2 separate regions of the Homo sapiens genome follow, and region 1 is linked to region 2. A link is a loop called in an ENCODE intact Hi-C map of the cell type or tissue named here. Cell type or tissue: ascending aorta. All regions are shown on one strand. Region 1 has its middle 3.0 kb from the start of LTBP4. Region 2 overlaps PRX (periaxin).

Region 1 (5,000 bases), 200 kb before region 2:
CTGGGCACATAAAGGAATTGGGCGTCTAGATCCTGGGCAGGAGGCTGGAGGTGGGGGGGATACATGTGAAGATGTAGCCACATCTGGCCAGAACGCCACACCTGGCGGGAGAAGTCACAATGGATAAAGGGAGGCTGTGGGCGGGGGTACTAACATCTGGCCCGAGGCTCACATCTGGAAGACTTTAGGGGGAGGGGTCACATCTGGGCTGAAGGCTACAGCAAGAGGAGGGTTTTGAGGGTGTTTGAGATGAGGGGTGTTCTAGACTAGGGGTCAAGAGCTGGAGCGGGAGGAGGGCAGGGGGAAGATTCGGGAAACAGGAGGAGGCCTTTGGCCCCCAGCCGCCCCACAATCTTGAGCATTTGGTGCCCAGGCAGGCGCCAACCCGCACAATCGCTTTTGTTGTCTGGGCTGGTTCGGCGGAGCTTTCTAACGGGCCAGCGCCCTCCCTCTTCGGCCGCGGGGAGCCCGGACGCCTGGCTTCCCGGCCCCACCCCCGCGGGTCAGTGCCTCTGGCCTGTGTCTGGTCCTGTCCCGGGCTCACCTCGCACGGCCGGACGCTGGGGTCCCTAGAGGGGGCCTCGTCCTGGGGGTGGGTGCTGAGCTACAACGGGGGGCGGGTAGGCGGCGGCTGGACCGTGGGAACCAGACGGCTTTATCTGGCCCGGAACCCCCCTCGCCCCAGGCGGAGGAAAGGCGGATGTGCTTACCCGGGGCCTTGCCAGCGGGGGCACGCTGTGGGGGCCTCCTTCTCAGTAGTCCCCGGCCCCCTGGCCCCCGGGGCCGCCGCCGCTTCAGTAGAGCTCTGGCCTCCTGGAGCCTGGGTGGGAGAGGACGGAAAAGCTGCTGTCACCGGGTTAAACTGACCTCCCCACCAAAGGGCCTCCATGCCAGGAAAATGTCTTTCAGTAGCGGCTCTGCCCAACCCTCCCCCCACAACACCTATTTATGGGGACCAGGCCTCTAGTGGGAGAGAAACAAAGACCCTGAGAGAAAGAGAGATGATGGGGGTTGGGGGAGAGAAAGAGAGAAGGGGCAGAGAGACTTAGACATAGAGGCAGGCAGTGAGACACAGGGAGAAAGAGAGAGAGGAAAAGAGACAGGTAACTAGAAAGAAACAGAAAGAGACAGAAATAATGCAGAGATGGGAAGAGCCTGAGATAGGCAGGCAAGGGATGAAATAGAAACGGACAGACAGGCTGATAGCAAAAGAAAGAGCCGGGGAGGGAGGGGGGAGAGAGAGGGAGAGGGGAAGGGAGGAGGAGCGGAAACGGGGGCAAAGCTAGGAGTTCCTGAGGGAGGATTTGGTAGGGGAGGGACTGCCCACTCACGTCAGTGGCTGCCAGTTGAGGGACACCTGTCTCTTCCTCACGCTGGGGCTGGGACTGGGCACTGCAGGCACTGGGTTCAGGCACCGCTGGGGGCCTGCACACTTTTTGGGCTGGCAGCTTCGGACCCTGCAGAAGGCTTCGGAGACAGCCAGGGACTAAGTGGGGAAGGAGGGGACCAAGTACTTCTCTACCAAATGCATCCAGCTCTCCCACTGGGATGAGGGGAGGGATGGGGAGCTCCCTGCCCCTCTCCTCCTATTCCCTTTTGCCCCCTACTCATACTCCATCTTCCAGAACCCACCTCGGATGCAGCGGCTCCTCCTAGACGTCTGGCCCGGGCAGCAGCGACAAACAGCAACGCTATAAATAGTGGAGTGGAAGTCACTCAGGCCCCTAGCACCCCAGAACTCTGCAAAGGAGGGCAATCGGGGAGGGGAAACCAAGACGCATCCTGAGGGGGCTTGAAACAGGTATATGACTAACGAGGTTCTTCTCCCCACGCCTCAGTTTCTCCATCTGTACAATGGGAGGCAAATTGGCTTAGACTTCGGGCTGAAGGGCACAGAAACCGTACTTTTGTCTTATGAAGAGATTTTGGCGTACGATTTTATTGAAAAAATACGTTATTTTAAAGCCTTTTAAAAGTGATTAAAAAACAAAAACAAAAACAAAAGACTCGATTTCTAAGAGCATTTCTAAGCCCGCACTGTCTGGGAATCTAGAACCCCGCCCTCCCGCACATCCCGGTCCGGGACTCAGACGCCATCCTGAGCCTGGCCGACAGGTGGCGCCATTTTCACAGGCCTCGGCAGCTGGGGAGGGAAGGCTCTTCCCTCTGACTGTGGGTCCAGCAGGGTGCTGAGGTGGAGGGGGATAACGGGAGTCACAGTCCAGGACTGAGAATCCCAGAGCCTGAGTTCTAGCCCGTTCTTGCCCTTCCACGATGTGTGTCCAGAAGCCAGCGTTTCTTGGTCTTTGGGCCTCAGTTTCCCGCCTGACCAGGAGAAAGGTGCCGTTCTTGCAGACATCTCCCAGCCCAGAGGGTCTCAGTGGCGGAGCTTCCAGCTCCGGTTCAAGTGCGTCGCAATGAAGGGGCCCCCCAGACAAGTCCATTATCCCCAGGCTAAGGGGGTCTAGAGACGAGGGCGCGCGCCCAGACCCCGAGAGGAGAGCAGTGGGGGGGTGCAGAGAGGGGGGTGTCCAGCGCGTGGGCCCCTCTCAGGTGGGTGGGGCCGAGTGGAGGATGAGGCCATCTGGTGGGGAGCCTCGGGGATCCCCGATCTTGCCGTCATCCCTCCCGCCTTTTCTCCAGGTTAACCCCTTCCCGGCCCCGCCCCCGCCGCGGCTCGGGTTACTAAACGCATTCGCAGAGACCCAGGCGGGAGAGGAGCCCGGGGCCTTTGTAACGGAGCGCTGGGCCGCCAGGCGGGGAGGGTGGGTGGGGGTGCTGGGCAGACGGCTTCCTTCAGTCCCGTCACCCGCAGACAGGAAGGGCGCCTATAGCCCCCAGATCTATAGGGAATCCTGGATCTCTCGCGGTGAAATCACTGGAGCCTCATTCAATCCCAGAGTCCTCTAATTCTAGGAAACTTGAGCATCCCCAACCGTTCTGAAGCCTGAGGACTCCCCCACCCGACCCCACTCCCCACAAGCCCCTCCACCATCAACGCAAGAGTCTATGTCTTCCTGACCAATTCGAAAAACCCAAAGGTCGCTTTTCATGAACACAGAGCCCCCAAATCCTAGAAAACCAGGACAACTCAGCGGCCTCATAAAGTCCCTCCAGAATCCCCCAACACCTTTCCTCCTTACGCGCCCAAGAAACTTGGGGCGCTCCATCCTAGCTCGAAGACCCCACACGTCTCTATCATTCTAGGAGAGCTCAGCCCCCCACCCCCTGCCCCAATAAACTAGAGACCTTTCCCCGAACTAACCCCAGGATTCTCTGGAGACTTAGCCTTCTCCACCACAATAAAGGGGACTCTTTCCCCTAAAAATCTCAGTACTCCCCGAATCTAACCCCTACAAATTGAGGGCGCCTAATAAATCCAAGGGCCCTCTTTGCATCTCCACATCGAAGCAGTGGGTTCGAGTTTCCCCTGAATCCGAAAGCCGTGGTCCTCCTGGACCACCAGACTTATTGGGTGGAAGGGGCACAAGGAAGCAGGGGGCTTACCTGGCCGGGCGGCTGGGGACCCCCGGGACCTCGACGACCTGGCTGGGGCTGGGGCTGGGGCTGGCGGCGGAGGTGGCGGCTGCGAAGAGCGGCAGCAACAGCACCAGCAGGAGGGGGCGGCGGCCGCTGGTGCCAGGCCTCGGCATCGTGTCGGGCGCCGAGTCCCGCTCCGGGCGGGCGGTCTGTCCAGCGGGTCAGGCTAGCCCCGGCCCCGCCCCTGCCCCCGCCCCCGCCCCCGCCCGAGGCCGACTCACTTTCTCCACAGTCCAGCCACGGGCTGCGAACTTCCCGCCAATCACAGCCCGGCGCCGCCAGCGCTCGCCGCGCGGCCAATCAGGAGGCAGCAGGGACAGGTGCCGGACTAGGGGCGCGGGGGACCTCGAGTTCCCCACGCGGTGGGGGGAAATTAGGACTCGGATACTGGCTCCGTGAACCTTCTCGTGGAACAGAGGTCCCAGGCGTAGGGGTGCTTAAAAATGGGAGGGATACGGGAGCGGGGTTGGGGGCAGGGTCCCCTAAGCTGGACTCCATCTGGCAGTCCTCAGCTCTCTGCTCCCAGTTCTGGGAGAATTCGGTCAGAATTTAGCTCCCTCGCTGGCGTAGAAGCTGGAAGCCCCCCACGGGTACCCCTTTCCACGAGAGAGACTGAGGATTCTGCAAATGGAGCACCAACCCTGCACCAGCCCCCAGGTCCTGCCCCTCTGAGGGTCCCAAGTTCACATTGGATCTTCTCAAAGAATTGATCTCTTCTCAAGACCCTGGGCTTCAGGGATTCCAGGCTCACCATCTGCAAAAGCTTGCTCCCCGAAGCTCTGTCCCTCAGTGAACCCAGCCAGGCTCTGCCCCTGATCCACAAACTCTGCTCCCAGGGTGCTCCTGGCTCTGCCCCCTCCTGCACCCCACTTATCGCCGCCCCCAGAGGGTATCAGACCCCCTTCCTTGCCTGAGTCTTTGAATGCTCCCAAGAGCAGCCTCCCACCACCCAGAATTGCAGACTTTCTCCTTAGAGAGTTCCCAGTTCCGGCTAGGTGCCCTGGCGCGGGCCTGTAATCCCAGCACTTTGGAAGGCCGAGGTGGATCGCTTGAGTCCAGGAGTTTGAGGTGAGCCTGAGCAACATAGTACAACATAGGACCCCATCTCTATTAAAAATCCAAAAATTAGGCCGGGCGCGGTGGCTCATGCCTGTAATCCCAGCACTTTGGGAGGCCGAGGCGGGTGGATCATGAGGTCAGGAGTTCGAGACCAGCCTGGCCAAGATGGTGAAACCCCATCTCTACTAAAAAATACAAAAATTAGCTGGGTGCAGTGGTGGGCGCCTGTAATCCCAGCGACTCGGGAGGCTGAGGCAGGAGAATCGTTTGAACCCAGGAGGTGGAGGTTGCAGTGAGCCAAGATCACACCACTGCACTCTAGCCTGGGCGACAGAGCAAGACTCTGTCTCAAAAAAAAAAAAAAAAAAAAAAAAAAAAAAAAATCCAAAAATTAGCCGGGT
Region 2 (5,000 bases):
GGTGGAGGTTGCAGTGAGCCAAGATTGTGCCACTGCACTCCCAGCCTGGGTGACAGAGCGAGACTCCGCCTCAAAAAAAAAAAAAAAAAAAAAAAAAAAAAAGAGATTCTGCACATAAAATGCTGAGCCCAGGGCCTGCTGAGCCAAAGGGCGGTACTGGTGGTCATGCTGTTCCCTACAGTCCCAGCCACAACTCTCCTTACCCAGACTGCCCTGCTCAGCCCCCTAGTCCCTTGGGGCCACTGCTGTGGGGCATCTGGCCTAGACCTGCTCTCCCTCCAAGTCCTGGGCTCAATTCCAGTCCGTGCTGGCCCCAGTGCGTTGGCCATGACAGTGTCCTCTCAGATCCCTACTGCAACCTCCTTCCAGTATGCCTATGTTACCCTATTTTGCAGCAGGGAAGTGGGTCCAGAGAGGGCAAGATTCTTCCTAAGACACACAGCAGATTGGATTCCTAGACAGGATCCAGGTTTGTCACTGCCTCTTCTGGGAAGCCCTATTGTGAATCCCATAGTGGCTTCTGGGCCAGGTCCAATCTGCATCATTTACAGTAAATACCGGGAATGCCATGTCTCCCAGTCCCATTCATTACCCACGCAGACCCCCTTCACTGGATTCCCTCTCCTGTGGGCGTTTCACAGGTCTTCGGGTCATTGAATTTACAATAGAGCACATTCTCACACACATTCAAGCCTGCAGGGAGGCAAATCCCACTCCCTGTCCCCCCAATCCCAGAGGGCTTGAAGGTCCAGCCAGCCCCTTCCTCAGAATCCCATCCTCAACTATTCTCTTGTTCTGCTGTAATTAAAGCCCCTCCCCCATAGTTAAATTCAGTTTGTAGAATATGGGTCTCCGGGCCAGATGCAGTGGCTCATGCCTGTAATCCCAGTGCTTTGGGAGGCTGAGACAGGAGGATCTCTTGAGGCCAGGAGTTTGAGACCAGCCTGGGCAACACAGTGATACCCCTGTCTCTTAAAAAAAAAATTAAAAATTAGCTGGGCGTGGTGGCGCGTGCCTATGTTCCCAACTACTTGGGAGACCGGAGCGGAAGGTCTGCTTGAGTTTAAGGAGGTGGAGGCTGCAGTGAGCCATGATCACACCACTGCACTCAAGCCTGGGGACAGAGTGAGAGACCCTGTCTCCCCCAACAAAAAAATAATAAGGGTCTCCGCCCCAGCTCCAAATAACCTCCCATAAACTCTGGCCACATTCCTCTCCTATCTTTTGCACCCTTCTATACCCCATTTGGCTCTTCCTCTCAGGCCTGTGTTGTCTTACCCCTCCTACCCGCACCAACCCCCCCCAGCCCCGCCCTCCCGACCTGACCACGCCCCCACGATCCTGGTCCCGCCTCTCAATCACAACTCAAGTTATCTCCAGCCCACTCCGACGCAGTCCCTCCCCTTACAACCCCGTCTCCTCCCCTAACCCCTTTCGGCTGCCGCTCCAGGGCCTCGGAGAGGCCAGCCGGCCCGCGGAGCTGTTTAACCGTTCCGCGGGTCCTAGAAAGCCAGCTGCCCTCAGGCTTGCTTAAAGGGGAGACGCCGGAGTGGGTGTGCCCCGACGTCCTGCGAGGGCAGCGCCGAGGGGCGTGTGCCCTGAAGGCCCGCTGAACAGCCGCTTTTGGCCGGGCGCGGTGGCTCACGCCTGTAATCCCAGCACTTTGGGAGGCCGAGGCGGGAGGATCCCTTGGGCCCAGGAGGAGTTCGAGACCAGCCTGGGCAGTGTGGCGAGACCGTCCCCCACCCCCGTCTCTAAATATATATAAACATATATATGTATATGAGCCACTGTTGAGCGCAATGGCGGGCTCTGGGCGAGGTCCGGCCCTAGAGCCCCAACGCGACACCTCGCCGCCCTCTGCAGGAGCTGAGGCGGGCGGAGTTGGTGGAAATTATCGTGGAGACGGAGGCGCAGACCGGGGTCAGCGGCATCAACGTAGCGGGCGGCGGCAAAGAGGGAATCTTCGTTCGGGAGCTGCGCGAGGACTCACCCGCCGCCAGGAGCCTCAGCCTGCAGGAAGGTGGGCGGGCCCGGGGTGTGGGGCGGGGTCGAACTGCGGGGGCGGGGTTAGGAATCTGCCTTGGGTCCAAAGAGAGGCTGAAACTGACCGGGGGATGGGGGCGTGACCGGCGACCAGGAGGGGTTAAGGGCTTGGGGCGGGGCTTTGCTGACTGTTCACAGCAAATTCCGGAGGTTCACTGTCTGGGTGCGAATTTCACATCCCCCGTTTACTAGCTTGTGATCTTTCTGTGCCTCAGTTTTCTCATCTCTGAAATGGGACTTATTCTAGTATGGGGTTATTATGTATTGAGGATTTAACGAGTCAGTATGTGAAAACACTTAGCACATAGCTAAGTGGCACATAGTGCTTAACTATGTGAGTGCTAGTAAATGTTTTTGTTGTTGGGGCAGGAGAAAAGGGTGGAGTGAGCCACTTAGAGGGGTTGGGAAGAGTAAAGGATGTTTTAGGATATGGATGAAGCTGACGTGATTTATTCATGCAACAACTATTTATTAGTGCCTTCTATTTCAGACTTTATTTATTTATGTATTTTGATACGGAGTTTCTCTCTTGTTGCCCAGGCTGGAGTGCAATGGCACGATCTCGGCTCACTGCCACCTCCGCCTCCCTGGTTCAAGCGATTCTCCTGCCTCAGCCTCCTGAGTAGCTGGGATTACAGGTCCCCTCCACCACGCCCGGCTAATTTTTGTATTTTTAGTAGAGACGGGGTTTCACTATGTTGGCCAGGCTGGTATCGAACTCCCGACCTCAGGTGATCCATCCGCCTCAGTCTCCCAAAGTGCTGGGATTACAGGCGTGAGCCACCGTGCCCCACCCTATGTCAGACATTATCTTAGCTGCTTGGGCTTCAGCCGTGAACAAAACTGAACAACAGTCCCTGCACTTATGGAGCTTACATTCCAGTGGGGAGAGATTTTTTTTTTTTTTTGAGACGGAGTCTCGCTCTGTTGCCCAGGCTGGAGTGCAGTGGCGCAATCTCGGCTCACTGCAAGCTCCGCCTCCCGGGTTCACACCATTCTCCTGCCTCAGCCTCCCTAGTAGCTGGGAGGGACTACAGGCGCCCACAACCACGCCCGGCTAATTTTTTGTATTTTTAGTAGAGACGAGGTTTCACCGTGTTAGCCAGGATGGTCTCGATCTCCTGACCTCGTGATCTGCCCGCCTCGGCCTCCCAAAGTGCTGGGATTACAGGTGTGAGCCACCGCGCCCAGCCGGGAGAGACATATTTAAGCAAATTAAGTAAAATACCTAGTAAATTAGAAAGCAGTAAGTGCTACAGTTGCCAGGAGGACAATGTGCTACAGCTGCATTTTTATTATTTTATTTTATTTTATTTATTTATTTATTTTGAGACGGAGTCTTGCTCTGTCTCCCAGGCTGGAGTGCAGTGGCACGATCTCGGCTCACTGCAAGCTCCGCCTCCCGTGTTCACGCCATTCTCCTGCCTCAGCCTCCCTAGTAACTGGGACTACAGGCACCCGCCACCATGCCCGGCTAATTTTTTTTGTATTTTTAGTAGAGACGGGGTTTCACCGTGTTAGCCAGGATGGTCTCCATCTTCTGACCTCGTGATCCGCCCTCCTCGGCCTCCCAAAGTGCTGGGATTACAGGCGTGAGCCACCGAGGCCGGCCTACAGCTGCATTTTTAAATGGGGGTGGGCTTGGCTGGGTGCATAATCCTAGCACTTTGGGAGGCTGAGGTGGGCTGATCACCTGAGGTCAGGAGTTCGAGGCCAGCCTGGCCAATATGGCGAAACTCTGTCTCTACTAAAAATTCAAAAATTAGCCGGGTGTGGTGGTAGGCGCCTATAATCCCAGCTACTCAGGAGACTGAGGCAGGAGAATTGCTTAAGGTTGCAGTAAGCCGAGTTCGCGCCACTTCACTCCAGCCTGGGCGAAAGAGCAAAACTCCGCCTAAAAAAAAAAAAAAAAAGGGGTGGGCTGGAAAGGGTGAAAAGGCTAAAGGAGGTAAGGGAACAAGCTATGAGGCCATCTGGAAGAGGGAACAGACAGCAAAAATGCCCCAAGGTGGGACCATGCCTAGCTTGTGGTAGAAACAGTGAGGAAGCCAGTGTCTACGCAATTGAGTTAGTGAAGAGGAGAGTAAGAGAGAAGGCCAGAGAGGTAAGGGGAGGACACTTTTTAGAGGGCTTTATAAGACTTTGGCTTTTATTCTGTGAGGGCTGTGAGCAGGGAGAAACGTGAATTGACTGTGCTGAACTGCTGCATTAACAGTAGAGTATGGCCAAGCATTGGGTGGCTCACACCTGTAATCCCAGCACTCGGGGAAGCCAAGGCGGGAGGATCGCTTGAGCCCAGGAGACTGAAGCTGCAATGAGCCATGATCACACCACTGCACTCCAGCTTGGGCAACAGAGCAAGATTCTGTTTCAAAAACAAGGCCAACAACAACAAACAGTAGAATATATGAAGGCAGGTTTAGGAGCAGGGAGATCAACAAACTGGCTACTGTGATTATCCAGGTAAGAGATGAGGATGCTCAGGACCAAAGGGTTTTGGAGGTATATATATATTTGGATTCTGAATATATTTTGAAGGAGGAGCTTTGAGGACTGGATATTGGGTATGATGGAAAGAGGGTTGTCCAGGATGGATCTGGGGATTTTTGACCTGAGGATGGAGTTGCTGGTCCCTCAAAAGGAGCACACTGAGGCTAGTACTAAGAAAGACCAGGAGTACAGTTTGGATCTGTTAAAGGAGAGGTGTGGTGTGGGACACCCAGGTGGAGATATGATGGAGATGTTGGATGTGAGTCTAGGGTGGAGGGGAGAGTGCTGGACTGGAGAGATATACTTGGGAATTGTTAGCAGATTTATGGTCTTTTAACTTCTCAATCTGGATGAACTTCCCAAGAATTCCCAAGGGGTGACTTGAGCATGTAGACAGAGAGGAGGTCCAAGTCCTGAGGTCTGGGGTAGTGTGTCTTTAAGAGGCCAGAGAGGCTGGGTGTGGT

Evidence for each region. Hi-C counts contacts between places; a loop is a spot of excess contacts. Peaks named below come from ENCODE experiments on the same cell type or tissue, not always from the same donor. Only the 100,000 strongest peaks of a DNase experiment are listed, where the experiment ranks them.
Region 1: it touches region 2 in a loop (2.9-fold over the local background); 3 of 110 quality-filtered maps call a loop at or near these places.

The regions. Positions count from the first base shown.
Region 1 is chr19:40,595,888-40,600,887 of GRCh38, reverse strand. It overlaps a transcript of LTBP4 not described here. Among named protein-coding and RNA genes, the nearest start is that of LTBP4, 3.0 kb to the left of the region's middle. RefSeq lists an enhancer at 2,217-2,276 and a silencer at 3,691-3,985. In ascending aorta, a CTCF peak has its summit at 2,114 (motif pointing right); DNase peaks (open chromatin) are centred at 527, 1,317, 2,127 and 3,777; H3K4me3 peaks cover 4,081 bases; H3K27ac peaks cover 2,079 bases.
Region 2 is chr19:40,400,729-40,405,728 of GRCh38, reverse strand. PRX (periaxin) reads left to right here. Exons shown (of 7, transcript NM_181882.3): 5 at 1,867-2,023. Among named protein-coding and RNA genes, the nearest start is that of PRX, 10 kb to the left of the region's middle. RefSeq lists silencers at 1,080-1,129, 2,040-2,209 and an enhancer at 1,780-1,999. In ascending aorta, no CTCF peak of the experiment used is centred here; DNase peaks (open chromatin) are centred at 234, 1,388 and 2,088; H3K4me3 peaks cover 1,454 bases; H3K27ac peaks cover 2,062 bases.